Regions from separate parts of the Homo sapiens genome. Here region 1 is linked to region 2. A link is an interaction called in ENCODE POLR2A ChIA-PET data of the cell type or tissue named here. Cell type or tissue: OCI-LY7. All regions are shown on one strand. Each heading gives the region's core, and the rest is flanking DNA. Links, peaks and the distances in the headings are about the cores only.

The links. ChIA-PET counts read pairs that join two places held together with the same protein. Peaks named below come from ENCODE experiments on the same cell type or tissue, not always from the same donor. Only the 100,000 strongest peaks of a DNase experiment are listed, where the experiment ranks them.
Region 1: POLR2A ChIA-PET joins it to region 2 with 14 read pairs; 3 of 35 experiments call an interaction of 5 or more read pairs at or near these places.

The regions. Positions count from the first base shown.
Region 1 is chr3:182,385,806-182,401,292 of GRCh38, reverse strand. No RefSeq gene overlaps it. Among named protein-coding and RNA genes, the nearest start is that of LINC01994, 93 kb to the left of the region's middle. In OCI-LY7, for the core only: CTCF peaks have their summits at 8,705 and 8,904; DNase peaks (open chromatin) are centred at 7,122, 7,952, 8,562 and 8,902; H3K4me3 peaks cover 3,080 bases; H3K27ac peaks cover 3,762 bases.
Region 2 is chr3:182,318,134-182,333,620 of GRCh38, reverse strand. No RefSeq gene overlaps it. Among named protein-coding and RNA genes, the nearest start is that of LINC01994, 160 kb to the left of the region's middle. RefSeq lists enhancers at 5,794-6,334, 6,335-6,876. In OCI-LY7, for the core only: no CTCF peak of the experiment used is centred there; a DNase peak (open chromatin) is centred at 8,180; H3K4me3 peaks cover 2,429 bases; H3K27ac peaks cover 3,605 bases.

The DNA.
Region 1 (15,487 bases), core at 4,385-9,384, 68 kb before region 2:
GAGCCACTGTGCCCGGCTGCATTTCTGTAATTACTAATGGTGTTGAATATCTTCTCATGTGATTGGTGGGCATTTGTGTATCTTTTCTGAAGAAATATTTATTCAAGCCCTTTTCAGGCATCCATATGTTTTATGATGCCTGCTATCCCTTGAATGTGATTTTAGTGCGCAGAGGTTGAGAAGAATCATTGATGTAAGGGAAAGTAAAGAGCAAATAAGAAAGAGGATGTCAGTGACTTATTGTCTTTGGCATTTGCATGTGGATAGGCAAGAACAGCAGGTAATGTTATCAGCCAGTCCTTCACCAACTCTGCTCTACCTGAAGAATTCAAACAACAAGCATAAAATTGTATAAGTGTGACCAGTATATGTTCCATGACTTCGAGGTGGTATTAAAGACAATTTTAAAAGGCTGGGTTTCATGTTTTATAGCTAAATAAAATGTCTTACAAGACATATAGAATACTTTTCCCAGAGAAGCCAAAAGGTTTACTCTTTTGTTACATTTTGTAGTAAGGGTACAGATTTTTCACTTTTAAGAAATTATGACAAGCAAAGGAAAATAATAAGCCCGAGTTCCTGTTAAATTCAGAAGAAAAATATGAGTTACTTGTGTCCCTGGCCACCAGTGTGCTGCCCCTCTCTTTCCTTCTCTCCTCCCCGATTTCTTTGTCCTTCTTCTCCCCCTCTTTTCTCTTTCCTTTTCTTTCCTATGAATCATAGTATGCGAATAAGTAGAGAGGTTTATTTGATTCTTATACTCTGTTGAGTTGCCGATGTGGTCATTGTTAGTTTAGTGTTACATCTTTGGAATGCGTCTCTTGAAATTTCTATGTCAGAGAAATGCAAAAGAAAACAGTCCATCTAGCAGGTGCCTAGATATTTATTGTTCCTTTCTAAGATAGAAATGTAGTGCTTACAGAGTAGGGGATGAAATTTTCTTTAGTGAAAACGGTTTTATTAGAATTTAGACCCTAAATATCTGTTTTGACAATGAAACAAAAAATATTTGACAGCAAAACCTTTGTTGTCAGGAAGTGCTGCAGGATGGGCACTCCAGGCAGCCAACCCTGGGAAAGGAAAGGGAGACTCAGGCGTGGGCTGAGGGAGGCATCAGACTGTGCCATAGGCCTGGACAAAGGCCCTGCGAACCCAACAGGGAGCTCTGGAGCAAAGATTGCATATTAGAGGAGGCCTACTTGCGACTTGTCTTACTGGCTTCGTGTCACTGCCTTAGCCATTGGCCAAGGAACCCCGAAATAAAGCATGACTTGAGCTCCAACACTTGGGCCAGTCTTGAAGAAGCCTCCAGCCAGAAGATGTCAGCTCACCACACTGCCTGCAGCTGACTACCAACCACTTTCTTGAAAGTGTTTCTGAGTGGTCCAGCTCTGTGTTGACCATAGAAAGTGATCTGTTTTTCACTTGTCAGACACATAAGGGCAGTTGCAGGTAAGAAACAAGAAAACGCATGTTAGCAATTTCCTTACCTCTAACCTAATGGTTTCTTTATCAAAGTGATAGATTCTTATAAAATCTGCCAAAGGTTTCTCAAAATCTGCCAAAGCTCTCTCAAAACAACACAACCCCGATCCCTCTGGAACTTAGTCCAGTATTTAATGCACATCTTTTAGACTCATCCTTTTGAGAGCTAATTCCAATACCGTAATACTGTGAGGATGCAATGTCACCTCATAGACCTGGATAGAAAAAGGTTAGGACAGTGCCTGAGCCATAGTAAGTGACTGGTAAAGATCTGTTAAATTAATACATGAATAATTAAATTACATAATGAATTACAACAAGACTCTTTTGAATGTGGCTTCAGTATCATGGTCTAAAGAGTAGTAGCACAATTATTGATACCAGGATGCCAGAATAAAGTCCCGTTTTGAGTTTCTTGAAAGTTTTAAACTATGTTTTGAGATATTTCTCTTGTTTCAAATATTTCTACCATGGCAAAAAAACAAATTCTAAATGCATTTTGCAGGAGAATTTTCCACTTAATTTTAAAACCCTTGTGTATTTTAAGGAAAATTCAACCCACATGTTTCATTATTTAATTTACACTTAACCATAAAATGATTGTTTTGTAAGAGTCTAAAGTATACAAAAAATCTTTGGTAGTTTTCTCCCACCTTTTCTCAGAAATAGAAAGTCTCGGTTAAGGCAAAACTAAACTGCACATCCTAGCCAGAGTTCTAGAGGGGACAAGATGATGTATCCTTACTTCCACCATCATTCCCTGCCCGCATGGGCTGTGGGTCTCTAGTAGACTGAGTAGAAATTCTGTGTGAGGCTGTGGCTGCCAACTCTTTCCTCAGTCTGTTGGTGGCATCAACTCTGTGGCAGTCACAACAGGCTGGCCTGATTTTTTTTTTAATTATTATTATACTTTTAAGTTTTAGGGTACATGTGCACAATATGCAGGTTTGTTATATATGTATACATGTGCCATGTTGGTGTGCTGCACCCATTAACTCGTCATTTAGCATTAGGTATAACTCCTAATGCTATCCCTCCCCCCTCCCCCCACCCCACAACAGTCCCTGGTGTGTGATGTTCCCCTTCCTGTGTCCATGTGTTCTCATTGTTCAATTCCCACCTATGAGTGAGAACATTTTGTTGCAGAACAAGGGTCCTTCTCCAGACTGCACCATCGTGCAATGATGTTCTGCCCACCATGGCCTGAGCTTTGCTGCAGGAGGAGGGCTCCTTCTCCAGGTTGCAGACCCAGGCTGAGGTTCCTCAGAAGTCAGCAGCGGGTGAAAACTCCAGGGGACCAAGGAACAGCTCAATTCCTAAGGAACTTAAAAAGAAAGAAAGAAAGTGAAATGCCAGTCCTTGGGTTAATGCTTTGCCAAAGAGCCTCTTCTGAGATGTAGCTACTTCTTTCAAGGATGTCCTGGGGCAGAAAGAAAAAGTCAGGGAGGTGCCATACTAAAAATTAAGACTTAATTAAACAGGTCGAGAGGAAAGGGAGAGCAATTAAGTGTAATTTCTAGATCTTTCTATAAAGATATTTGAATGGCACTACGGGTGCTTACCTAGTCACAGTGGGTTTTCTTCACCAACATAAAAGAGACTGGGGCAAATAATATCACTAACATAGAAGGGATTGGGCCAAACAATATCATTAAAACATGTTCATGGTTGAGCTTAACATAAGCTAGGCATTGTCTTAAACTCACAGCTTTCCCTTAAGTGCAGTGGTTTCCAAACACTCAGCTAAACCTAATCTGTGACACAGCACTGTGGCTCCCTTCTTTAAGAGATGGTGCTCTATTATTCTTCTTCACTTAGAGTATTGATTACTTAATTAACTGATTGGTTAACTGAGACAGGGTCTCACTCTGTTACCTAGGCTGGAGTGCAATGGCACAATCATGGCTCACTGCAGCCTCAATCTCTCGGGCTCAAGCAATCCTCCTGCCACAGCCTCCCGAGTTGGCACCACAAGTGTGCGACACCATGTCTAACTAATTTTTTTAAATGTTATTTTTTGTAGAGATGGAGTGTTGCTATGTTGCCCAGGCTGGTCTTTAAGCAATCCTCCTGCCTCAGACTCCCAATATGTTGGGATTGCAGACAGATGTGAGCTACCATGTCTGGCTCACTTGATTTTAAAGAAGTTTTGAACAATCCCTTTACGTGGCTTGGAGTACTGCTTGATGGTCCTTCTTTCTTCAGTGAGTTGACACAATTTTGTCATGATCAGGAATGGCAAAGTCACAGAAGCATACTAATGAGAAGACAACAAAAGTTACTCAACAGAAATGGCCCAACTGGCTTGTTTATGTGCCCTCTTGCAACCGCATGATCTTGAAAGCTGAAGCTGGGGGGTGCTTAATAATGTGAACAGAGTTGTTTATCTGCAACAGCTGTTAAGTGTAAAAACATAATAATCATTAGAGGATTCAATGCAATGTAGATTACCTTGCACTGAGAGTTAAGCTTTGATGAGTCATCACTTTTATTGTTGTTTATTTCTTCTAATTTTTCCTACTAGGCTTACCATTTTTAAATTAGTGAGGGAGGTGTTGGAGAGAGGGGTTTTGGCAGGTAGATATCTGCCCCCACCTTGATGGCACAGAGCCAGGGGTGGTGTGGTAGGAGGAGGAAATCCTCATTCTCCATTCCACCACCCATGGTGAGATGTACACTGAGGCTGTTAGCAACAGGGATGGAAAGAGCTCCAGATTTGATTCACTGTGATGCCATTCGAGAAGTTCATGACAGAGAGAGATTGTGAGAAAGGGAGAGAGTTGACATTATATACGTAAATAGTGAATAGTAGAGTGAGCCCTGACAGCCAGACCATAGTCTTTGCCTTCCCCTGTGCTTTGGGCCACAATGAAGAGAACTGGCAGAATGGAACACATTAGAGAGTGAGGCAGAGCTATAGAGTTAAATACACAGCCTTTAAAAAAATTATTAATAAACATTCCATAGGTTGCTTGGCCTTTCTAGGAAATAACTTGAAATATCATTTGATAGTCTGGTCACATGGCATTGAAACCTTTCTGAAGATTTTGTAAAGATTTGAATCTTTCTACAACCTAGATAACCTTGTAAAACCTATTGGAAATACAAATGCACAGAAGACACGATGTCCTTCACATGTATTTTTAGAATGAATGAACCCTCAATCTGGGCTCCTATTTAACATTATTTTAAAGCCAAAACCTGGGTTAGAAAAAATTATATTTTATTCAATATACATTTATATAATTGGGGATAAGAAAATCGAGTTCTATATACCAATGAGCCTTTACTTTGAGTACACCAAGCATTACTAGTTAGCAGATAAAAGCAGAACGGCTTATGCTGGATACATAGTTGTGCTCATGTTGTGATAACCAGAAAGGTGGGGGTGGCTGATGCTTCCACATCTCTACCTCAGAAGTGTGGGCTTCTGAAATAGGTACAAGCACCACATACTGTCTGCATAGTAACGATAAAAGAATGACTGCCAGTGAGCCGAGATCTTGCCACTGCACTCCAGCCTGGGCGACAGAGCGAGACTCCCATCTCCAAAAAAAAAAAAAAAAAAAAGACTGTCGTTGCCATTTGGGGGTTGGGGGGTGCTTTTTTTGGTATTAAAAAGGATTGGCCTTTTGGAATCATTGAAAATAACTGGTAATTTCTCAAGCACCTGCTTACTTGATCATAATCGATAGGGCCAGTGGACTCTGGAGATACCTTTTACAGATCACCATTTATTAAGCATCTCCCAGGTTAGCAGGGTGGTGACATTATGCCAAATATGTTTTATGAAAACATCACTTGTATTGACCTTACAACAAATTTATTATGTACCTTAAACATTTGCATTGCACATTAAATCTTTTCAACTTAATAAATGACTGAGGTAAATAATCAAAATATAAATTCTAATTGCCTGAGAAGACACCGAAAATTTGTTAACTCTTCCAAATGACTCTTTAATCACACAAAAGCCTGTTGACTTGTAGAGGTTGACCTTAACCTATGGTTTTGTCCATGGCTGGTGTTTGGAAAACACACTTCTTTCTTGAAAAGCCATCCTATAATATGTCAATATATTAACATATTATATTTAATGTTCCTGTTAATTATTCTGTAAAGAAAATGGGCAAGGTAAAATTCTGCAACAAGTTGTTTTTGAACTCTGGCCTTATCTGTAATAGTTCCCTTTGTTTCTTGGACCTGTGCTCTCTTTCCAATCTGTGTGCGCTTCCTCTTGTATTCCCCACCTGGGATTTTTTTCTCTTTCCTGCCTGTTTTAATAGCTATTGCTTTCTTAAAAAAACAAGCAAACAAACAAACAAAAAACAAAAACAAACCAGAGGATCGAGGCTTGCTAAACCCAGTGGCTTTTCTTGATTAATTTTAGGAGGCCATCATCACTCCAGTTTTACTCCAATTCTTATAAACATGCTCATGTGTACTTAGTGCACTGTGTGTGTGTGTGTGTGTGCATGTGTGTTTAATTTCAGGTGTGTTGGCTCTATCTTCCAGAAGTGTAGGACAAAAACATGTAGTGAAACAGTTAATAGAGACATAGTTACCCAAAAATATATGGACATTATTCTTGAAAACCACAAGAATGTAGGCTCTATAAAGACAGGAATCTTTGTTTTGTTCACAGATGATCCAGACTTCCTGGAATATAGTAGATGCTCAATAAATAAATGAATATCCAGAGTCCAACAATGTTCCCAATTGTAATTGTTCTCAAGGTTAATCTGCCATCAGATTTTTTTTTGGGACTATAAAAATCATGCACAGCTTTTTGAGAATTAATTTCCCTACTTGTGAAATAGTGATTATGATTGAGTAGGCAGGTGCTTGAGACATTACTTGCTCTTTCTCCAAAACTTTAATGACAAAATCCTTCAAGCTAATACTTTATGCACAGAATTCTCCATTCTAAAATCAAAATGGTCTGGGACAGAGAGTAACTGCTTTTGTTTCTCACCAGCATTAAGATGATCAACAGCTGCTAGCACTGCTGTATATTTTAAGTCACAGTTTGGAAATGAAATCAGTGACTGGCATCACCAATCCTTATTATCCGATGAACTATTGAATGAAACTTGTTTTTTATTCCATAGTAGTGCTTTGGAAAGGAGGACAGGCAAAGATTCATCCTTATGGTTAAACAAAATTGCAAAATTGTCGCCTGTAAAAGACATCTTTTTCTATTAAGAGATGCAAAGGCCTGGAAAGTGGGGAGATGGTATTTGCCTAGCATATGATTCCTCTGGAAATATTTGGATCAGACATGGCTAAGAATTCACACCTGTAAAATTCTTCCTTCCTTCAATCCCTGTAACTAATTTATCATCCTATTGTTGTGTTTGAATTAGCAGAAGTAAACCACAAGGCAACTGCTTGTCAAGAGTGCTATATCCATCTGAGGAGGAAAGTATTAAATTAGACCGGTGACAGGAAAGAATGGGAGCTTCCCATGCAGACCTGGCTGCCTGAAATCTGTAAAAGTTGTCAGTTATTTAGAGGATTCTCAGCAATGACAGGAGAGAGGCAGAGGGGGAAGTATTCAGGTTGCATTTCTGGGCGGAGTTCCTTCTACTCTAAACCTAACACTCTGAGAGCTGAAACTTGGCCCCTTTGCGAGATTAGGCTTCCCAAATTAGCTGTCTTTGGTGACAGCAAAAATACCTGCCTGTCCCCTTAAGCAAGACTCTCCACCTGAATGAGAAACCAGAAGCATGGCCCAAGCCCAGAACAGGTGTTTAACGGGGAAGCTGAAAGGTAGCAGGCTTCCACATGCAGAACGTTTGAGTCCATTGCTGTGGGGATTTGGCTGCATGATAAGCTTTTATTACAGTTAAACAAAATTAAAGGCAGAGTCTATAATACTGGCACAGAAGCTAAAAGGGGCATATTTGCTGGCTCACTTGGGAATCCTAAGTTTTGTTACATTTTTAGAAAGTGGGCATCTTTAATTGCCGTCAAAACCTGTGGTGAGACATAATGTTTATTTGTTTGTCAAGATGTTTCCAAATGTATTGCTGTTATTCTTTTTTTAAAAAACTGTACTTCAGTATAAATTCTATTAGTTGTTCTAAATAATACGTGACATATTGGAGGCAACCTCACATTTATGGACTTATTTTATTCACAAAGTACCTATATGAGGTCGGTAGGCTGAGGAGCATTATGATTACCTATTTTATAGACGAGGAAGTTAAGGCGATATGGAGAAATGATCTTATGTCTCTTTTTCTGAAAGTTTTATTCTGAGAAAACAAGTAACATCCCACTAGAAAAGTACAGATTTTGTCACAAAGACAGATTATAAAATCACAGGAAAGAAGCTGTAATTTTTTTGCCACTTCTTCAACTTAAAGTGGATATCCACAGCATTCATTCTCACTTCCCTCATTGTTTTCCTTTACACTCACTGTACAATCTAAACATACAAATGTATTTGCATGCTGCTCATTCCCTGGTCCCTCTCCCCTTTAAAGTGTTAGCACCATCAGGGCAGGCACAGTGTGGCTTTGCTGCTGTTCCAGTACCCAGTAACCCTGCTTGGCACCTAATAGGTGCTTGAAAACGTCTCTTCAAGGAACAAATGCTTAAAGAGTAAACATAGCAATATATTTATATTTGAAAGTATCAAAAAGTCAGAATATGGAGAAGTTTGGGAAGAATTAGTCCAGGTGGAAAAGAAATAAATCCTCTCCATTTGCTTGAGACAATTACAACTGTATAAACAATTATACATATCTCTCTTTTTTTCTTTTTTGACTTTGCCACTATATGTAAAACAAGGACTAGGAGCAGGGGGTATGCAGGCAATGCTGGCAGTTCTTAAGGAGTTATAAGCAGGAAGATAAGAGCTGTCTTGTGAGGAGTTATTATGTGGGGCCTTACACAGGGGCTTTGAATGTCCTGAAAAGTCCCAAAGTTGTGTACAGGCTTAGGTGAAGAGATTCAAGGTGAATTTAAGGAAACATCCTATCTTAACTCGAGTGTGAAAAGAAGCCTTGGTGGGTTGTAAAGAGTCATTAACAGGAGGTACGTGAGGAACGTGTTCAGTAGAAGACTAACAGGAAGCTTGTAGATTAGGAGTCTGCTCTCAGCTCTTCCCTGGACTGGCAGTGTAGCCTTGGTAAAGTCACTGAGCTACTCTGGGCCATCATTTCAGAGTTTGAATTAGAAAAGAGATTTTCCAGCTCTAAAAATCCATGCTGTTTTTACTCCTCCAAGTCTTGCTCTATGTTCTGTATTCTTTCTAGAAAAAGAGTCCTTATATATTTAATATTTGCACTTCACTGTTTTAATAAAAGTTGTTTTCGTGGGGGAAAAAAAAAAACTATATTTCTTTGTGAACTATACCTGCAGGAAGCCTAGCTGTTTGAACCATGAGGCTCTAAAAAAGGCTCAGGAGTCCACCTGGTGGTTTCTTACCCTAAATGCAAAATAAATGCATAGAAAGAAAGGGCCTTGTAAACCCAGTTAAGTACAGGAGTGATCTAAATCTTGGGCAGATTTTCATAAAATGTCTTGCCTATAGACTCACAATGAATTAGTTTCCTTATCTAAGTCCAGGTCTCTTCTAATTGTCTAATAAGATTGCCCTATATCCCAACATATGGAAAAGAGTTATTGTGCTTTCTGAAACATTTAATTGCTATTAGGGAAACTTTGGTTTGCCTCTTCTCGGGAGAAATAATTCTGGTACTGTGCTTTTCCCCTGCCCGATACTGTATTTTGATGCAACAGGATATTAATGGCTAGCATGAATTAAATCTAGGAAATTGGCCAATGGTCTGGCCAGTGCCACAGGTCAAATAGGCTATAAGTTGAGTCCAACCAAGAGAGGAGGAGAATGACAGAATAATGCACATGTAGGTTGGCCGGGCAGATGGCTACTCTCTTCATTCAAAAGCACTTAATAGCAATTCCTGCATGTACGGAATTCCAGGTCATCATGATCTTTACAGACAACTCTGTGATAACTTATCTGATTGTATCATAATCATTTAAGTCCGTGTTTATCTCCCTTATTAGTCTGGAATCTATAAGGGCAGGGACTGATTTATCTCCACACCCCTTGGCTTGAGCAAGTGCCTGGCACATCAAAGGTGACTCTACATTATTAGACAAACACTCTTGATTATTATTGTAACTATTGCTGTTTTTGTATTTACTATTATTACTTGAATGAAAAAAAGAACCTATCCAAATTACTGGTAAATAATGAATTTTAAATTTCCCCCAAACAATCATTTTAGAGAAAATACTCAGGAAAAAGGGATTTAGTTAGTTGATGAAATATTGTTTGATCTTACTCAAAATACACTTACCTTTATTAAATAACACAACTTGGATTCTATCTTCTATAAAAATACTGATAGAATATTCTCCTTTTCAATTGTGTCAGTGGGGTGATTGACAGATATGTGCTGAGACTGACTTGTGTGTTCAAAAACTAGTGCTTTACAATGTAGTTTCCTGAAATCCAAGATTCGGGAATATTCTGTTATTCTCCCTAGTGGGTAATGCCAGGAACCCTGCTATGTGATCTTACAAGCCTACCAGCTATTTTGAAACCTCACAAATTTATCTATCTCTTCCTGTTGTTCTTTTTTATAGCTTTGTTATATGCATCAAAATTATTTCCAGCACAATGCTAACCTTCTCAGGGATACATATGTTTAAAATAAAAGGGATTGGGAACAAGCTTAACATCCTTCTCTTAAAAGTAGCATACATTCTTAACATTAAAAGAAGCTGCCTATGGTCCTTAAGAATATATAAGAATAGTCCTATAAGAGCTTTTTCTTTCCTCATTTGTAAAATAATTTATACACATACACTTCTAATTAACATTTTATGTATACCTTCAGTTTTTTCCTCCCAAGCACTTGTGTTTATAAGGACACTGCTGTTGAGAGTAAATAATGATACAATTTTGGCCTTTATGATTCCAAACACCAGTAATGTCCTTTCCAGTGCCTTTTCACGATTTGTCTAATCCTCTATCGCCCTTTCCATCTTAGGCTAGTTGCTGTTCGTGTCCACAAGAGATGAGCAGCAATACCATTATAGGATTCCCTAACAAAAGCCTTCCACGATCATTTTCTAGCATCTTGGAGATTGACAAGGTCCCCTCCTGTTTCCCAAGCCCATTTCCCCCCTTATTCCTGGTGATTTCTTTTCTTATACACCAGAAAGAAAGCACCTCGCTGAGTGGTGACCTCTCTCGCTACATGGATACCTGCTAGAAACAACAAACCTCACGTGTTAAAACTGCCCCTTGATGTGTTGGGATTGGTGTGATGGTTCCTGTTTGATATACTGGGCTGCTTGGAGCTGCCTTTAAAAAAATCAATCCATATTAAAAATAAAAGTTCCTTTTGAAAATTACTCTTCATATTTCTTTGGGGGGGTTGCGCCACAAACCAGCTAAAAGTGCTGAAAAGTGTCATATAATGAAACCACCAGGACTCTAACAAGCCAGAGGAGGAGAAAATGTCTTGAATAATTACAATACTTTTTGCTTTTCAATCATGTTTCAGTTTATCAGTAATGTCTAATTTGTTTTCTTGTTGAGAAGACTGCAAACTTTAAAAATATTTATAAGATGTCAATTTTAATCTTTTGTCCAGTTTATTTCAAATTGGCAAGTATATATAGATATATAGACGTATATTTGTTTTAGAAAAGTATGAGAAATAATTGCCCATGAACTTATATCACAGGGCATAACTTTTTATTAAAAGTTAATAACAATCTCCCTGAAACTTTATCCTCTTTTTACTAGTAATTTTTGCTAGTAGGTTTTTGTTTCATTATGTGTGTAAGTCAATAATGTATGCCAAAGTAAATCATTTGAGAAAAGGAATAAACAATTTTAAAATACAGAATAGCCTTTAGAAAAACAAAATAATTAGAATGTTTTTGGTGAACTTTTCAATTGGAGAGACTCCCTGGTTACATGTGTTTCTTAAAAACATATGTTTATCATGTGTATATAGGTGCATGCATATTTATAAGCAGATTCTAAATATATGTACCTGCAGTTTCTTCATTTAAAAAAATATATGTTTGTAATGTTCCTCACATGACTAGGTTCAAACATAAACATGCCAGGTGTGGTAGCTCATACCTCATTGATGAGGTGGTTCAGGCAAACAGCCAAATGAGAAAGGGTAACTAATGGTGAGCAGCTGTGTTGGTTTAAAGGGCCTGCTGAAGGATCTAACCTGAGCAAGGTTGTTGCAATGTATTAACCACAGATAAGAGTTTGGTTGGTTTTTCTTTCACAACCCAGTTAATATACAGGAACATGAACGCCACTCCTCCTGTAGACTCAAAGGATTAAGACAAATTTAGGGTAGGATTTGAAGAGTGTAGAAAAGCATATGTTCAGCCTTTACTTGAATAAAGGAATGTTCCTATCAGCCTAAGGAATTAAGTTTTGAAAAAGAAGAGCTTCATAATTGCACAGAGATTGGTCAACTGTTTCTCAGATTTATGACTGGATTTAGGAGGCAATCAAGTCTCAACTCCTCCAACTGGCTCAAGGCCTTCCTTAAGCCAAACTCCCTGTACTGACTCACCTTGAGCTCCTCCAGTTCCCTGCTGTGATCTGATTCAGTTCAGCGAGATGCCTTTTTCCTGAAATTGTGTTCAGTCTGTATCCTCTGCCATGTGAATACTCTTGTAAAATGTCTTTCCTGTTTTCAAACATTATGGCCTCTGCCATGAGACCTTCTTAGGCATGGTAATGTGCAAAGTGCATGGGCTCACCAAGTTAGACAGATCTGGGTTTGAATTCTGGCTCAGCTACTTACTTGCTACATGACACTGGGGCTGTTTTATTCCTCTGAGCTTGTCTCTCCTTCTGTAAACCAAGATGATAACAATAGCTCCTGTTTTAATTGAGCCCCACTATAATAATGCTAGCTATCATTCATAAGTTTATGTGTCAATTAATCAAATCCTCACAGCAATCAAGGGTATTTATTTTAATGACCATTTTATAGATGAAAAAAACTGAGGTTCAGAGAGATTAAGAAAACTGCCTTAAGTCATAGAGCTAAGATTTAAACCCAAAGTGGTTTTGTTTGTTTTAACAATTTCATGGCCAAATTTTTCTCCTCTGTGTCATTCCTCTAACTTAACTTACCTTACAGAGCTTTAGTGAAGATTATAAATGAGATATGTAAATTATTTAAAATGTAATAGGCATTTAATAAAGTTTTTATTATTCATTTATTTTAGCCCACCTATCTTTTAACATTCGTTTGTCTATAATATATGTTTTGGTATTAGCTTTAGTCTTTTAAATTTTTTTTGGTTAATTTGTGGGCTTATCTTACATTTCTGTATGGCTGATTTTACTCCTATATAAGGTAGGAGACTACTTGCAAGGTATGATTTAGGGGAGATGCTTTGCAAAATTTCTATGCTCTTCCTTAAGGAGCAGTGCAATGCCTTTTATTCTATGATTAACATGGGGACTAAAAATGCAAAGTCTCCCATCTTTGAACTAAATGTATTCATTCAAATTAATCTCTGTTGAGTATCCAGTAGGCATTGGAAATGGTTTTAGGCAATAGGCATATGAGACAAATAAAAAGGAATCTCTTTTCAGTCTGACAATTCCAATTCAATGTGAGGAGGGGGACTACTTGCCTAGAGTTGCTGTCTGATGTAGTAGCCGTTAACCACATGTAGCTATTGGGTGCAGCTAGTCTGTATTAAAAGGTACTGTAAGTATAAGATACACACCAGATTTCAAAGACAATATAAAAAATGTAAAATATCTCATTAATAATTTTTGTAATTTTTGTAATGATTACATATGGAAATGAGAATATTTCGTTTATGTTGGAATAAATAAAATATATAATTAAAATAAATTCCATCTGTTTCTTTTAATGTGGCAGCTAGAAAATTTAACATTCCACATATGGCTCATAGTGTGGCTCACATTATATTTCTATGAGACAGTGTTGGCCTAGAGTAATTGGGGCAGGTGGAGGATGAGTTAGAAATTACCATTTCTATGTATTTCATTTTATAAAAATCAAATTATGCTGTTAATAACTGGTTTGTAACTATGTTTTTCCCCCTCAATAATATAGGTAGATGTCATCCCATGGCTGGATGGTGGTTCATTATATGGATGGATCATAATTTATTCAGCCTGAGCCTATGAAAAGTTGTGGATTTGAATAGACTAGAAGTAGAATTAGAATCATGGGGTAAAATATAGGATGTCACAGTTAGAGGGTATGTAGACGTTTCTGAGGCCAAATGCCTCATCTGAGAGATGAGAAAACTGAGGGCCAGAAATGATGACTAGTGTTTCCTTTGGCTCTTTATTTTTTTTTTAAGCTAACACTGGAGCATTATTCTATACTGTGCTCTGTGCTAAGCGCCATCTCAATAATCTTCATGATAACCTATGAGGTAGGCACTACTGTTATTTCTACTTAACAGGTGAGGAAACAGAGACTTAGAAGAGGTCACCTAACTAAAAAGTGACAGAGCTGAGACTTGGCCAAATCTACTTGATTTCAGCCAGAATTGTTACCATTTCATCAGAAGTTGCCAAATTTTTAGATTTAACAAACTATTTTTCAATGGAAAAAAAACCCACACTTATCCACATCTTTTTTTTTTTAGCAATAACACAACAATTACTGCAATGATGTCACCACTATCTCTTATAGCCATCATTTCATAAAGGTAAGAGCATTTGAAAATAAATAAATTAGTTTTACTTTTTAAAAAAACAATGTCACTTTATTGCCCATATTTTTCAGATTTTACCATGGAGTGGCGAAAACAGGGACACAGATAGGCATTGGGCTGAAACTGGTGGTAGGGAACTGTGCAGGATGCTGCAGGAGAAACTCAGTGCATGTAAAGCTGGCTGCTGAACTATGAGCAGGCTCAGATGACTCTAGATTGCTGGAATCCTCTTCAAGTTCTTGCGATACTGCAAAAAAGTGTCAGCCCTTGCCATAGTTATCCTGTGCTGGGTAACATCCTTCATTGCACGGGTACTTTACTGTATCAGATCTGTGTACTTCGATTATTTATCATTCTAGTTTTTTTTTTTTTCCATCTTAGTTGCTCTATAAGGATGTAAAGCATTGGGTGTGTTCTGATCCCCTCTTCGCATAGACTCCTTAGCCTTCAAGAAGCTGGCTCCATTGCGCTGCCTTTGTATTTTGGAGCAGGCTGATGAGACGGACATGATGCTTTGGCTGTCACTGTGTTAACTCTGTTCTTGCATATGGTTGGCATCTTCTTGCTCTGCTTTCCTTTGCCAGCCAAATAATTCTAAGTACCCATTGCAAATACAATCCCTCTATGGCTTGATGCTTCACCAATTTGGAGGTTTTCTAGAGACGGTAGGATTAAATTGGTATGATACAGACTTTGTTATTCTTTTTCTAACAAGTGTACCATATTAGCACATTGGCCATATTAAATGATTATTAAGTGGTAAGTGTCTTTGAAGAGTTTTTTAGTTTCTCTGGGGAAAAAAACAAGCTACAAATTTTATCATCAATAAGCTTAGTGTTGCTGTCGTTTTTGTGCTGACTTCGTTTAGATAAGACTAATACTTAATGACTTTGAATGAAGTAAAACAGCAAAAACAATTCATATTAAATATCGGAGTCTCCACAGAATTTAGAATAAAATGCAAGTAAAAAATTAAGAATAGGGGAGAAAAGGAGGAACAGCATTAGAATGTGGTGCTGTGTCAGTGCTGGTGAATGCTTCTTAGGTTACCAGGCCAAAGAATGTCTACTAGAATGGAAATAAAAATCTTTATTGTTACTTTTATTAATTAGAAAATAAATCCTTGTTTTTACACTTCATGTTTTGATTTATAATATTTCAAATTAATTTTAGGTAATTGATTTCTTACAGGAGATCTCCTTAAATTCCACATTGAATATAATAAATGTTGAATGATGCCAACATTTTAATCTTTCTCCATTTG
Region 2 (15,487 bases), core at 5,098-10,097:
GACTATCCAACTGCCTGCTCAAAGTCTGCCTTTTGATGTCTAATAGGCTTACTAAACTCATCATGTTCAAAACTAAAATTTTGGTTGGTTATCCTCAAATATTCGTCTCTATTCACCAATCCCAACTTGGAGTTTATCCTTTAAAATGCATTTTAAGTAACACTATTTCTTACCTCTGTTACTATTATCTGTTTTGCTCCAGAATACCATCATCTCTTACCTGACCTTGCAGTCTGTACTATGTTGCTTTCTTATTGCCACTCTATCTGCCTTTGGTCAATTCTCTGTTTTGTAGCTTAAGTGGTCCTTTTAATATGCAAACCTGAGCATGTCACTGCCCTGTTCAAAACCCTCCAATAACTTCTGTTATATTAGAATAAAATCCAAAACCCCTTATCATAACCTTATGACCTTATAAGGCCCTTTGTGTTCTGGCCCCTGACTGCCTCTTCCACCTCATCTTACCACTGTCCTCCTCACTTGCCCATTGAAAGCCAATCATATTCGTCTCGTATCTGTTTCTTAAACATGTCAAGCATATTCCCATCCCAGGGCCTTTGTTCCTGCCCTTTCCACTATCTGAACACTGTTTTCACATCCACTTGGCTAGCTTCCTTACTTCATCCAGGTCTCTATTCAAAGATCATCCCCTTAGAAAGCCCTTTGGTCGGGCACGGTGGCTCATGCCTATAATCCCAGCACTTTGGGAGGCTGAGGCAGGCGGATGACGAGGTCAAGAGATCAAGCCCATTCTGGCCAACATGGTGAAACCCCGTCTCTACTAAAAATACAAAAATTAGCTGGGAGTGGTGGCACATGCCTATAGTCCCAGCTACTCTGGAGGCTGAGGCAGGAGAATCACTCAAACCCGGGAGGCGGAGGTTGCAGTGAGCCGAGATCACACCACTGCACTCCAGCTTGGCGACAGAGTGAGACTCTGTCTAAAAAAAAAAAAAAAAAGCCCTTCACTGTCCACTCAATCTAAAGTAGCATCCCTCTACCCTTTGTTTATTTTCCTGCTTTATTTTTTTCATAACACTTCAGTAGTAATTGATTTTGTATGATTGATCTACAGACATTTATATTTTTATTACCTTTTCCTCTCATTTGAAATGTAAAATTCATGAGGGCAGGGACTTTGAGACTCTTAGAATTACCATTTTATCACCAATAGTAAGGCATTCAATAAATGTTTTTTGATGTTAGAATAGATTAATATTTTGGCAGTTTGATTTGCCTCCCAGTCTTTCTAAGCTTAGTTAATATGAGCTAAGCCCTGAGAAATGGGATCTTTTTTAGTGTTTTAGAAAAATCAAGTTCCTGACCTTCTAAGGAAGACTCAAAATGGTAAGAAATTTACCAAGGTATAGGTGGAGAGCTTCTCAGATAGGCACTTCGTCCTAGTGACCCGCTCTGCATTGTTGCATGTTTGTACATGTTTTCAAGCCAAACTTCATCAGTTATTTTCTCGTTCAAAAGAGAGAGTGCAGAAAGGTCTGAAATTACTTCATTGGGTCATGGATTCAAGCAGGATTCTATTATGGCACAGTGGTGAAGAACATAGGCCCCAGAGTGAGACTGTCTAGGTTTGAATTCTCTACCACTCAGGAGCCATGCAAATGGAGCAAAATATTTAATCTCTCTATGTCTTGGTTTTCTCATGTCATTCCTTCTCATAGACGGAATAAGAATATTTGCATCATAGTATTATGCTTAGAATACTATATGTAAACACTCAACACATATTAGCAATAATAATAATTATTATTATTCTCTTATTTCTGTTGGTCTCTCAAAGATTAAATTATTATAGTTTTACAGCAGGACTAAACTTGAGGATAAAAGTGAAAAACTTTTGAGGTTCATTCTTATTTCTTACTCTGAGTTACTCCATCAATTTAGGAGAATTTGTTAAGCAGAAGGAAGATTTGTCATCTCTCTAGGTACAAGCAGATGGGCAAAGGGTAACCAGAAGATTACAAAATAGTCTGCAAATATCAAATGGCAGGAAACATGCCAGAAGTAATTGCTTTTAATATTACGACTGGGCTATGACTTATGACTCCCCTGAGATCTCACTGAGACGATCCCAGCTGATGACTCCACTCCTGAACACTGGTGTTAATGAGAGTCACAACGCAATACTGTTTTCCTGTCTATGCAGAGTGAGTTCCATGTTCACACCCAGATGAACACCAAGAAATAGGAAGCAGCAGTAGAGTGCTTTAAAAGTACATAATTAATGCAAAACGTCTTTTTTCCCTCTTGTTCAAGTTCCACTATATACTAGCTTTATTAAAGACCTGTTTAAAACAAACACAAAAGCTCTAAGAATGAACATTTATCATGCACGTACCTTGTACCATGTACCTTTCAAAGTGTTTTACATATATTAATTCACTTAATCCCCACAATAACTCCATGAAATGGGTATTGTTTTTATCCCGGTTTTACAGAAGAAGGTGAGACAGCAGCAGAAAGGTCAGGAACATACCCATGGTCACGTAGTTGAAGTGATGCAACTGGGATTCAAGCCTAGGCTATTTGGCTTCTAGAGCCCAGAAGCTTAGGCTCACCACTCTGTTGTCTAGAAAAGCTCCCAAGCATGCTCATTACTAATCTTATAATCACAGATACACTACCTTTCATCTGAAAACATCAATTTAATTTCTTATTTAAAAGTTTTTTTAAGTAAGAGTGCAAGGCACTGAGCTATGCAAGGGAAATCCATAGAAGCCTTCTAATACTTTACACACAACTCTATGACTGGGAAAACCCCACCCACATCTATTCTATTGGCTGGTTTCTGTTTGCTGCCTTGTTCTAGACAGTTACCTGACTTCTTTAACAATGTAGTTGTGTTCTTTTGTTTTCCACCAGAATTGTAGAAAGGCCCATTATCTCTCTTCTTCAGATCCAAGTGGGTGCTGAAGAGAACAAAAATGGAACAGCCAATCCTCTTTAAGCCTTTTTGCTGTATGTGTAAATTTTATTTTACTTTTTTGAGACAGGTTCTTGCTCTGTCACCCAGGCTGGAATGCAGTGGCATGAACATGCAGCCTCAACCTCCTGGCATCAAGCAATCTTGCCACCTCAGCCTCCAATGTACCTCAGAGAAGAAGTGATATTGAGATATTGAGATAATCTGCCTAATTCACTTATATGATCCATTGGCCAGAATTAGGCAGATTATCTCTATCTCATCATAACGGAGGGTGAGAAATCTGAGAATCACATAAAATAACTGTAAGAACTCTCTCTACCACAATGAAATGTATTTGAAAATTGTATATTCTTGATATGTTAGGACTTTTTTCACAAAGAAACAGTAACAATTTTTTTTATTGTTATTCCCAGTATCCACAAGCACGCACCACCATGCCTGTCTAATTTTTTTTAATTTTTATTTTTTGTAGAGATAGAGTCTTACTTTGTTGCCAAGGCTGGTCTCAAACTCCTGGGCTCAGGCAATCTTCCCACCTTGGCCTCCCAAAGTGCTGGGGTTATCAGGCACGAGCCACTGCAGCTGGCCTGAATGGGTAAATTTTAATAGGTATTTTCTGGAGTTCGGTTTCAACTACCAAGCAGAAACATAATAATAACAGGCAAGGGAATATTATTAAATACACATTTTTGCCTGGAGAGATCTCTACTCAATGCTTACTTCTTACTCCTTTAAGGCTGATCTGGAAGTGGACATTGGAGGCATAACTCTAGTCTTTCATTCTTCTTGAGCCAGAGAGGAATACTTTTGTTGACTTAGTGGCTGTAGTGAGACAAAGGGGACCATGACTTAGGTTGAGACTCCTTGTAGGTAGAGAGACGTAGCTAAGGATGTTATGTGTAAAACTTCCTCCCAGCCTTAAATTCGTGATACAACAATTTTATGTGCTTTGAAAATGGAGCAAGACTACCACCCTCTGCTTATTTTGGGGCTTGGGTTCACAGATGGTGGGGAGGGGAGCATCCTGATCTTTAGAAGTGGATGAAACTTGATTACACTTACAATCTGTGTGACTGTAGGAACATCACTTGTTTCTTTATTTGTAAAATGGGATTCATAATAGATTCTGGCCTGTGAAAATGAGTGATACACTATATATAATACATGACATACGAAAGGTGCTCAGTAAGTTGTAGCATTATGAACTGTAATGGTTGAAAGGCTTTAGGAACCCTATGTTATATTCAATTCATATAGGCACATCCTAAATTATCTTGTTGCTTGAACTTATATTTCCAAAATGTTGACAGACTTCTTGGGAAGTGGCTCTTGTTTAGAAAGACAATGAGACTGCCATCGACTTGATAGGGACATATAGGAAACACTACAGTGGGAGCAAACCTTCAAAAATAGAGTAATGCGAACTTCTTACCCCAGGTAGAACGTCTTTATATTCCATTAGCATCCTGTATACCAGATTTTTTCAGTTTGTCTTTGAAGTCTCCTCACCTCTCTGTGCATCAGTTTCTTCATCTGTGAAATGAAGACATTAATCTCCAAATTCCCTTCCAGCTAAAACTTCGTATTAGTTTATTGATGAGGTGAGAGATGGCATGATTGACAGACTCTGGATTTAGGAACTATAAATTTTAATTATAAAAATGCTCCCTATGAGTAAAGTTACTTTCTATTATCTGTTCTAGGTGGTAGGAGAAGGCTGTAAGTCTCAAGAACAGAGTAGTACTGTCTTAATCACAAAGCTTTGTTGCACAACAGAAAGTACAAATTACTTGCAAATTCGGGAAACCAATTGGATTGCAAGGAGCCTCTGGACTAAAATCATGTCCTGATGCTAGGAAAATAGACTGGCTTCAGAAACACATGACCACTTCCTATGGCTCATCCATTTCTGTTTTAAAACACAACCTTGGAATACATACATTTATTCCTTGAAAAACTTTTTCACATTGCTTGGGTATAACCTGAACATCGAGTGGCCATAGGCATCCTCAACTCACACAAACTGAACAGTATGACACCGTTCATGCTATGGTAAGCCCCGGTTTTGAAAAACCGGAGAAATATTAGTTAGTAACCTGCTCTAAAAAGTTTCACATATAGCACTGTATAAATAAAACTTTTAATACTATATTATGTGGGAAATAAGAACAACATCAATAATGTCCTCTAAGCTCCTTGAAGGTGGAGAGTGTCTTATGCATGTTTATTTCCCCAGCACCTGTCTCATGCAAGGGGATATTTGAATATTGAAAAGAATAGTTAATGTTTGTATCAGTGATATTTGAATTGAAATGTTTCTTGACTTAGTTGAGCACTTTCTCGAGTATTTTACTAACTTTTTTCAAGTCAATATTTTCATGCTGATTATCTCACTCAATCTTTAAAAAATAAATTCTATGACTTATTTTGGAAACCAGGAGTAATTTTTCAACTGAGATTTGATAGTAAATTAAAAGACCATCTTCCCTTTAAGACCAGTGATCTCTCTTAAGTTCCAACTATTAAATATTCTTAGAAAGCCTGTGCCTTGGAATGAGACAAATTGCTGCTTTCTAGCGATATGAGTTGAACAAGTTACTTAACCAGTCCAAGCCTCAGTTTTCTTGTCTGTAAAATGACTTTGTTGTTGGTCGATTGTGTTTTTGTCTTAGTCAAGATTAGATATAATGTATACACAGCCTCTAGAGCAATTTCCAGCATGTAGTGGGGGGGCGGAGGGATATTATTATTGTCATTTTTCTGAAGCTATTTTTCCCCACTGGTAAGATATGACATTTTCTATTGAAAAATAAAAATCTGCTGCTTGTCACTTTATGAAACCTAGACAAGTTTTCACCTCCCATTTTGGCTTAGCTTAAGAAGTAGGATTCAGAATTATCCCACGAAATTAAAAATGTTTACCCCGCCCCCACCTCACCCAAGGGCAATCACCGGAGGGTTCCTGAGCATCCACTCAGCCTGACCTACAGGAGAAATAAAAGTTGAGAACAGGGTCTCCATGCAGAGCTAAATGATTCATGTGCAAACGCCCTCTCTGATTCATAACAAGGGAGCAAATCATCCTGTCATTCCCAGAAGCCTGCAGAGCCAGCCTCATTTGGCTGAGACTGTGGGGGCTTCCAGTTTCCAGGCATAGAGTTTGGCTGCAGTCTGAATGCTTGGTGATGACCAAATTGGTGGGGAATATAGCTGAGCAGCAGGGCTGACGACTCTCTGAGGTACTGTGGGTAATTAGAGATTCATTACAATCCCATAGTTTGTATCATGGCTCGGTGTCAACACAGGGTCACTGCACATGGCAAACTTATGAAGCTGTGTCTAGAAGGATGACGCCAGCCCGGAGAGGCTGGGAGAGGGAAGCGGACAGGGATGAGGAGCAGGGGGGCTGGGACGCAGATACACAGCCAGGGACTGGAGACAGCCCGGATGTGGGGCAGTGGGCCCCGCGGGCTCTGGGGAAGGGAGCAAAACACAGGCAGCTGAACTAGCTTCCCCACCGCCATTCCTGCCATCTCCAATTAACCTTCCAAGCCAAGGGTTCCCAGAGATTGGCATGTCATGGGCCAGTCCAATTTCAAAAAATAATTGGGGCCTGACATAGGGTAGCCAACTTCTTATTTTGCAGAGTAAGGACATTGAAAGCAAACAAAACAGTTGCCATCCACTATCACCATCATTTCAGAAGAGAAAGGGGATTTTTACACTAAATAAGGTAGGAAGGACATAATCTCAGGATAAATGACAGTCATGTAAATTTAATTAATTTAGCTCACCAAGTTATGGTTATTTTTCTCATTACCATGAAGACTTATGAAAACTCTCTTGCAGACTGGCTTTAGGTTTTCCCTCCAGATTTTCCACAGTGGCAAGACTCAGAGCACAGTTTTGTGGAGAATATTCATAAGGAGAAAAAGGACACTGCACATCTTATGAACTTTATGAAGATTGCTTTACGAAGAACTTTATGAAGAAAGATAGCTTCTGCCTCTTCTTTATATACTCTTTTCATTCCCCAGTTGAAAAGAAAAGAAAAAAGAAAGAGAAAAAAAAGGAAGGAAAGGAAAAGCTTATCTATCAAATCATTTCATTAGCATGACATTCAAACTGTTCTAATGAATTTAAATGGGATTTTTGATTTTATGTTTCTTCCAGGTGACATAGCAATGATAACATATCTGTAAAATTCTTTTTTTTTTTTTTTTTTTGAGACAGAGTCTTGCTCTGTTGTCCAGGTTGGAGTGCAGTGGCGCGATCTCGGCTCACTGCAAGCTCCGCCTCCCGGGTTCACGCCATTCTCCCTCAGTAGTATTCTCCCTCCCGAGTAGCTGTGACTGCAGGTGCCTGCCACCACACCTGGCTAATTTTTTGTATTTTTAGTAGAGACGGGGTTTCACCGTGTTAGCCAGGATGGTCTTGATCTCCCGACCTCATGATCTGCCTGCCTCAGCCTCCCAAAGTGCTGGAATTACAGGTATGAGCCACCGCGCCTGGCACATACCTGTAAAATTCTTTTATTTGCAAAGGACTTTCACATTTATGACCTTCTCTGATTCACCAAACAAACCCAGTAGATAGTATTATACTATATTACCCATTGTACGGATGAGGAAACTGAGGGTATGATTTGCCCAAATTCAAACATTCAGTAAATTGTGGAGCTAGGATTCAAACTCATCTTTCCTGGCTCCATAGTCTATACTCTTTCATTACAACATGAATTAAGGGAAAAGAGAGGTACTCTGATATAATTTTGCCATGATCAATCTTTTTATTCTCTGGAACAAGATCTTCACATTTTGGAAAAATCTTATAAAGAATCAAAAGTGAAACCTGGATGGCCCTGAAACCAAAAGCTCTGTTTTTCAGTCCCAAGGCACTCTAATTATGGAGCATGAGTCATCTCCACCCTGATACACTTAAAGCCATATTTCATTAGTTCAAGTGGACCACCCTGCAGGGTGGGGTTACACAAAAGAGGAAAACAGAAGCGTTCAGTTAATGAAACAGAAAAAATGACAGTACCTCACTTATAGCTGACTTTGTGTTAGTATTTTTAGATGTTTTTTTAAAGAACGCTTTTGCATATCTTTTTGTTACGTCAAATTAACAAATTTCACTTGATGCGAATTTGTCACATTCAGAACTGGAAGAAGTGGTGAGTCGGGAGGCTTTGCGGCAAGGAGAATACCGCCTGGGTGAGGAACAGGTGGTATGTGCCCTTCTGTGTGTGACCAGCCCGGCTGCAGGTGGCTTCTGCACTTGCAAAGGCTGAAGGAGCACAAGTAAGGATGTCTCTCACAGGACCTTCAGGCCCTCCCTAGGCATGTGGATGGCTCCTCTCTGTCGTAGTCCTCCTCTAGCTGGAGTCTAAGTGCTTGCTGAATTTCGGGCCTGCCTCAGCTTTATTTCCCTTTCAACACTAATGCACAGCAATATCCAGAACTAACAGGAAAAGGAGGAATTCATTTCTCAGGGAAATATGGGCCTTGAGCTTAGAGGTTAAAATCAGGGATTCTCATATCTGCATTTCTTTAGAACTGTGAAGGGCTTTGTGTTTTGCTTTTTCAGAATGCGTAGACCAGACTTCTAGGTAGGTAGAAACTAACAGCTTCTTAAATTCTAAAATTATTTGAAAAGGAAAATAATTATATAAATTAGAGCTTTATATACTAATCTGTAAGTTTGTCTCATTTGCCTGATTAATGGAACCAAGATATGATCCCAATTAGCTCCCAACTTCAAGATTAGAAAAGATCCTCCATAAACATTCAAATAAGTTTTGTATCTAAGTTAATAGAATCGGACCAGTGTTAATTTTCTGGTTTCGACTTTCTACTATGGTTGTGCACAATATCATTGGTGGAAGCTGGGTGATGGTTATATGGAATCCATACTGTTTTCACATCTTCTTTGTAGTTCTTAAATTACTTCAAAACCAAAGGGTTTTCTTGTTTAAACTCTTCATGTAGCTTTCTCCTGATAAGCTAAGAGGTCCCCTGAAAGTAAAAAACATTAGTGCATAGGTGATGTATCACATGTCCCTATCCTCAGAATGCTGAGGGGCTTTGTGGTCTAGGTAGTTCAAAACAATAATCTAAAAAACTTATTTGCTTCATACTTACCATACATTTCATGAATAACTAATTATTTTTCTCATGTATTAGCAGGCCAAATGGCCTTCACTTTGAACTTATGAAAGGCACCTTTCTATTTAAGGAAATTCTATAAAAGAAGCTTTGGCGAATTGATAATAATGACCATCCACTGTGGAAGACAGCTGGCCTATGAACTTCATACACATTATCTTTTTTAATTGTCACAATAATCCTGCAAGGTAGTTATTATTGTCCTCCTTTTGCAGTTAAGAGAACTGGAGACACAAAAAAGCTAAGTGAATTATGCAAAGCCACCCAGCTAGAAGTGACTTTCTTCAGAGGAAGTTCTTGGAATTCCTGTGCCACCATAAGAGTTACTCACCTGCTGGATTTTTATGAGAAGGTATGTACTTCCTAATTTATTCAGATAATTTTTGGCGTATATCCTGCTTTGCTGTGCATGTTTATTCTACTATAAATTTATTCATTCAATCATTCATTGATTGACTAACTCATTCAACAAATATTTATGGAATGCCTCATGTGTACCAGACACTGTGAACTGCAACATTGAATGAAACAGAATTATGTCCCCTCCCTCAAGAAGGTCAACAAGTAAATACATAAATATTTTTAAAAAGCAATAAGCCAGTTGCAGAAAAATGAAGAGGATGAGGGAGAATGGAGGATTAAGTGGAAGTGAGGTGTGGAATAAGGGCGCTATTTAAGGTAAGGGGTCCAGGGATGGCTTTTCTGAGGAGACAACATTTGGGCCGAGACCTGATGAAGCGAGGAGAAATGCCACAGTGGGGAAGAGGGCAGCAAGTGTGCAGGCCTTCAAAGGAGAAGCAGGAGATGCCCAGTGGGTTTGGAGTTCTGTGAGGGAGGTGTGTGGTAGGAGGTAGATGAGAGAGGTAGCCAGGGGCTAGATCACTGCAGGGTTTTGTAGCCTGTGGTGAGAATTTAGGTTTTATTTTAATTGTGATGGGAAGCCACTGGAAAAAAAGACCGGGTCCAATTTACACTTGAAAAGAATCACTCTGGCTGCTGCCTGGGGAACCATGTATAAGGGGGCCAGGGTGGCAGCAAGGATACCACTGGGGGCCAGGACAAGGGATGTGGTGGCTTAGATGAGGGTAAGAGTTTTCTTCTAACCCTGACCTAAGATCTATGACTTCCTGACAATAAATTCTAATATTGAATGCCTTTAGGCTTAACAATGTAGGGATCCCAACCTGCCAAAGCTGTGGGCACAGAACAAATAACACATTTTGCATTCTGAGTGTCTCTGGGAAAGGAAGAAAAAATGACAGGCAGAAGGGAACAAAGGGTGTGTATGGGTTTTGCCATTGTCTCTAAAAGTGGATAATGTGGATTCAATTGCCCTCCTCCTTTCAACTTTCATAGTGCTTAATTCTGCCCCACTAATTTTTACATAATCACATGTGGCCTTTCTGTGCAACTTCCCTTTAAGGAAATGCATCTTTTTCTTTCCAAAAATACTAGCAGTTCCTAAAGGGCAGACACTGTGTTGATATGGTGCTTGTATTAAATGACTAGAATTTTACAGTAAGATAGTTGATGTTAAAATGTATACTTTTAAAATGATTAATATTTAGGTAATTGAATAAATGCAATTAAATTGGCCAGTTATTTAGTAAAGTTGAGGGTTAGAAAATATCTTGGCCTTGTTGGATGTCTCCTGGCTCTCTAATGCATCCTTTCTGAGGACGTTCAATGGACCACTGTTCCACAGGATGTTAATAGGTGTTATTTGAAAACAGGCTTTTGTGGTCAGATAGTTTAGGGAGTCTTAGTGAAATAAAATTACATAGGTTTTTTCACTGTAGGACTTCTCAGTGGCTTTACTATGCTAATGTCTATTGTAAATGTGCAAGAAGTGACATAATTTGTAATCTGTCCCTAAAATCTCTGACCGTGAAACTTCTTTCTCATTGAACTTTTTTAGAGAGCACCTCCTGAAACTAGAGTTATGAAAACACATACTTTGCAAAAGATTTCAGTGGAAATCATGGTAGGTAACGAAGTGGGCAAACTTTTCTTCTGATTCTGTTATAAATAAAAACCAAGGCCTATACCAAGGAAGAATAATTAGCAAAGGCTTGAATGGTCTTTTTCAAACTGATCATCAGAAAGACAATAATTAAATACAATTTTTTATCCTGATTTAGCAAAATGCTGACTCAGCTTATCATCTGGTGTGAAGGATAGAATTCACTTGGTTCGGGCAGGGCGTGGTGGCCCACGCCTGTAATCCCAGCACTTTGGGAGGCTGAGGCGGGTGGATCACGAGGTCAGGAGATCGAGACCATCTTGGCTAATATGGTGAAACCCCGTCTCTACTAAAAATACAAAAAATTAGCTGGGCATGGTGGCGGGTGCCTGTAGTCCCAGCTACTCTGGAGGCTGAGGTAGGAGAATGGCATGAACCTGGGAGGCAGAGGTTGCAGTGAGCTGAGATTGTGCCACTGAACTCCAGCCTGGGCCACAAAGCGAGACTCCAACTCAAAAAAAAAAAAAAAAAATTCACTCGGTTCAAAGTTTTATATCAGAATCTATTGTTAACTGGTCAATTAATTTGTTGGAGATGTAGCAAAGGGATTGATTCATTTACCAAATTCTTTTTCATCTATGAAATTTAACGTCTATGATGGATACAATCCTTCCTAGAAGGTAAAAACCTATACCAGTTTGTTGTTGGAAATGATTTCTGCCAATTCACAGTTGTGGTCACTATAGCACTTTATTTTTCACAATTTCAGTTGGACTTGGAAATATCTAACCCACTCCAGTTTTGCTTGCCTTTCATGATCATGTGACCAGGAAGCAGCAGTAAGCAGACTACTCTTAAGATGGAGCTGTGGTGATTTAGGCATGGGGGCTCTTGAAATTAATCCATGAGTATCATTCTGGGCAAAGTGAAACATCCAAGCCTATAGCAGTTATGAGTTATGATGTGTGGTTAAAAAGCCAAAAGCAACGGAAACAGCATTTAGAGACTAATTCGGTGCTAAACAGGAGGATATTGACCATGTTATAACAGAAAGAGCTGTGTGTTATAACCTAGTGGTTATAACTGAGACAACATGGAAGTTATAACTGGAAGAAAGATGGGCACCTTTCTTCCATTAGCATTTGTCAGAACCTGGTTGAGAATGACAAATGAATAACAGGTATACTTTAAAAGACTATATACTGAAAGAACTCAGGAAATCATATGAAAGAGGGCATTACACCTCAAGGAGCTAGAAGGCAATGTACTTTATGCTACAATGAATCTTCTATGCCAGATACAGATCTCCCCCCCAATTCAGCTCTTCAACTAAGAGATAAGATCTTAAGAATTGTGGCTCAGTGTTTGGCCTTTATTCAGCTAATTTTAATGTATATTATTAGGGAATATTAACTGAGCATAATTGGTGTTTACACTTGGAGCTTATAATCTCTCGTAATATGTTAGCAATATAATATGATTATTTTTTTTCTTTTGGTATAAGCTGCTTTATGGATCTCAGGCAATGAAAACTTATGTGTGGCAAGCAAAGTGCTCTCTCAAGAAGGAACTAGTTGATACCTGCTCCATTTTGGTTGGAGAAACCAAGGTGCCAAGAGGCAGAGGCCATGGAAGCTCTTCCTAAGACAGATTCCTGGCTTTGTGATCTTGGGTCTAATTCATTATGTTGAATTACAATACATTGGTTTTGTCATCATTTTGCAAGACCTGTTGTATCAATAGCAATACCTCCTCTGATATGCCTTTCTGAGTTCCCACTCTGGGGAAATCCAACATTCTTAGTGTAGTACCTAAGACCTTCTGCCTACCACTTCAGCCTGGGCTTCTTTTGGCTACTCCAATATGTCTTGCCTCACCTCTTGCTCCCAACTTTGGGTTTTCATATACACTATTAACTTGATGATAAAAAATATCCAACTCTCCATTCCCTACTTCCTCTTTGTGCCTCTCTTCCTTTCCTCCAGGCCTTCCTTGGCGGCCTTCACTGACACCCCTTACACCCCCTCAATTTTTCTTTCCATTCCTCAACTACCTGATGCACATGCTAACATACATGCACACTCACACATGCACAGACACATGAATAAGTACTTCTGCCAGCAAGACATTATTGTTTATCCTCCCCATCAACCCCACAGCTCCTTAAAGTGGATGCCACAACTATCTTCTTCATTGTTGCATGCCTTGTACCTATCACAGCACTAGGAAAATAATTGCTCAATTAAGTAATAAATGACCTCTCAGCTGGAACTCTATAAGCCAGAAGAGATTAGGGGCCTATACTCAATAGTCTTAAAGAAATAAACTTTCAACCAAGAATTTCATATCCAGCCAAACTTAGCTTCCTAAGTGAAGAACAAATAAGATGCTTTTCAGATAAGCAAATGTTGAGGGAGTTTGTTACCACCAGACGTGCCTTACAAGAGATCTTGAAAGGAGCACTAAAGATAGAAAAAAAAAGGACCACTACCAGCTACTACAAAAACACATTTAAACACACAGGACCAGTGTCGCTATAAAGCAAACACACAAACAAACCAACATAATAACCAGCTAACAACACAGTGACAGGATCAAATACACTCATATCAATATTCACCTTGAACGTAAATGGGCTAAATGCCCCATTTAAAAGACACAGAGTGACAAGCTGGATAAAAAAGCAAGGCCCAATGGTATGCTGTCTTCAAGAGACCCATCTCACACATAATGACACACATAGGCTCAAAATAACAGAACGCAGGAGAATCTACCAAGCAAATGGAATACAGAAAAAAAGCAAGGGTTGTAATCCTAATTTCAGACAAAACACTTCAAAGCAACAAAGATCAAAAAAGATAAAGAAAGACATTATATAACGGTGAAGGGTTCAATTCAACTAGAAGACCTAACTATACTAAATATATATGCACCCAACACAGGAGCACCCAGATTCATAAAAATGTTCTTAGAGAACTTCAAAGAGACTTTGACTCCCACACAATAATAGTGGGAGAATTGAACACCCCACTGACAATATTAGACAGATTATCAAGACAGAAAATTAACCTATTCAGGATCTGAACATAGCACTGGATCAAAGGGACCTGTAGATATCTACAGAACTCTCCATCCAAAAACAACAGAATATAAATTCTTCTCATCACCACATGTCACATACTGTAAAATTCGATCACATAATTGGAAGTAAAACATTCCTCGGCAAATGTAAAATAACTGAAATCATAACAAAAAATCTCTTGGACCAGAGCACAATCAAATTAGAAATCGAGAATAAGAAATTCACTTAAAACCATACAATTACATGGAAATTGAATAACCAGCTTCTGAATGAATTTGGGGTATATAATGAAATTAGGCAGAAATAAAAAAGTTTTTTGAAACTAATGAAAACAAAGATACAAGATACCAGAATCTCTGGGACACAGCTAAGGTAGTGTTAAGAGGGAAATTCATAGTACTAAATGCCCACATAAAAAAGTTAGAAAGATCTCAAATTAACAACCTAATGTCATAACTAACAAAACTAAAAAACAAGAGCAAACATATCCCAAAACTAGCAGAAGACAAGAAATAACCAAAATCAGAGCTGAACTGAAGGAGATAGAGACATCAAAAAACCGTTCAAAATATCAATGAATCCAGGAGGTGTTTTTTTTTGAAAAAAATTAATAAGACCACTAGATAGACTGATAAACAAGAAAAAAGAGAAGATTCAAATAAATACAATCAGAAATGACAAAGGGGATATTACCACTGACCCCACAGAGATATAAACAGCCATTAGAGAATAGTATGAACACCTCTGTGCACATAAACTAGAAATTACAGAATAAATGAATAAAGTCCTGGACACATACACCCTCCCAAGACTGAACCAGGAAGAAAAAAATCCCTGAACAGACTAATAACAAGTTCTGAAATCAAGGCAGTAATAAATAGCCTACCAACCAAGAAAATCCCAGAAGCCCAGGACTAGATGGATTCATAACTAAATTCTACCAGATGTACAAAGAAGAGCTGGTACCATTTTTATAGAAACTATGCCAAAAAATTGAGGAGGAGGGACTTCTCCCTAACTCATTCTATGATGGCCGTATCAACCTGATACCAAAACCTGGCAGAGACACACAAAAAGAAAACAGGCCAATATTTTTGATGAGCATCAATGTAAATAATCCTCAACAAAATACTGGTAAATTAAATCCAGCAGCACTTTGAAAAGCTTATCCACCACAATCAAGTGGGTTTTATCCCTGGGATGTAAGGTTGGTTCAACATACACAAATCAATAAATATGATTAATCACATAAACAGAACTAAAGACAAAAACCACATGATTATCTCAAGAGATGCAGAAAAGGCTTTCAATACAATTCAACACTTCTTCAC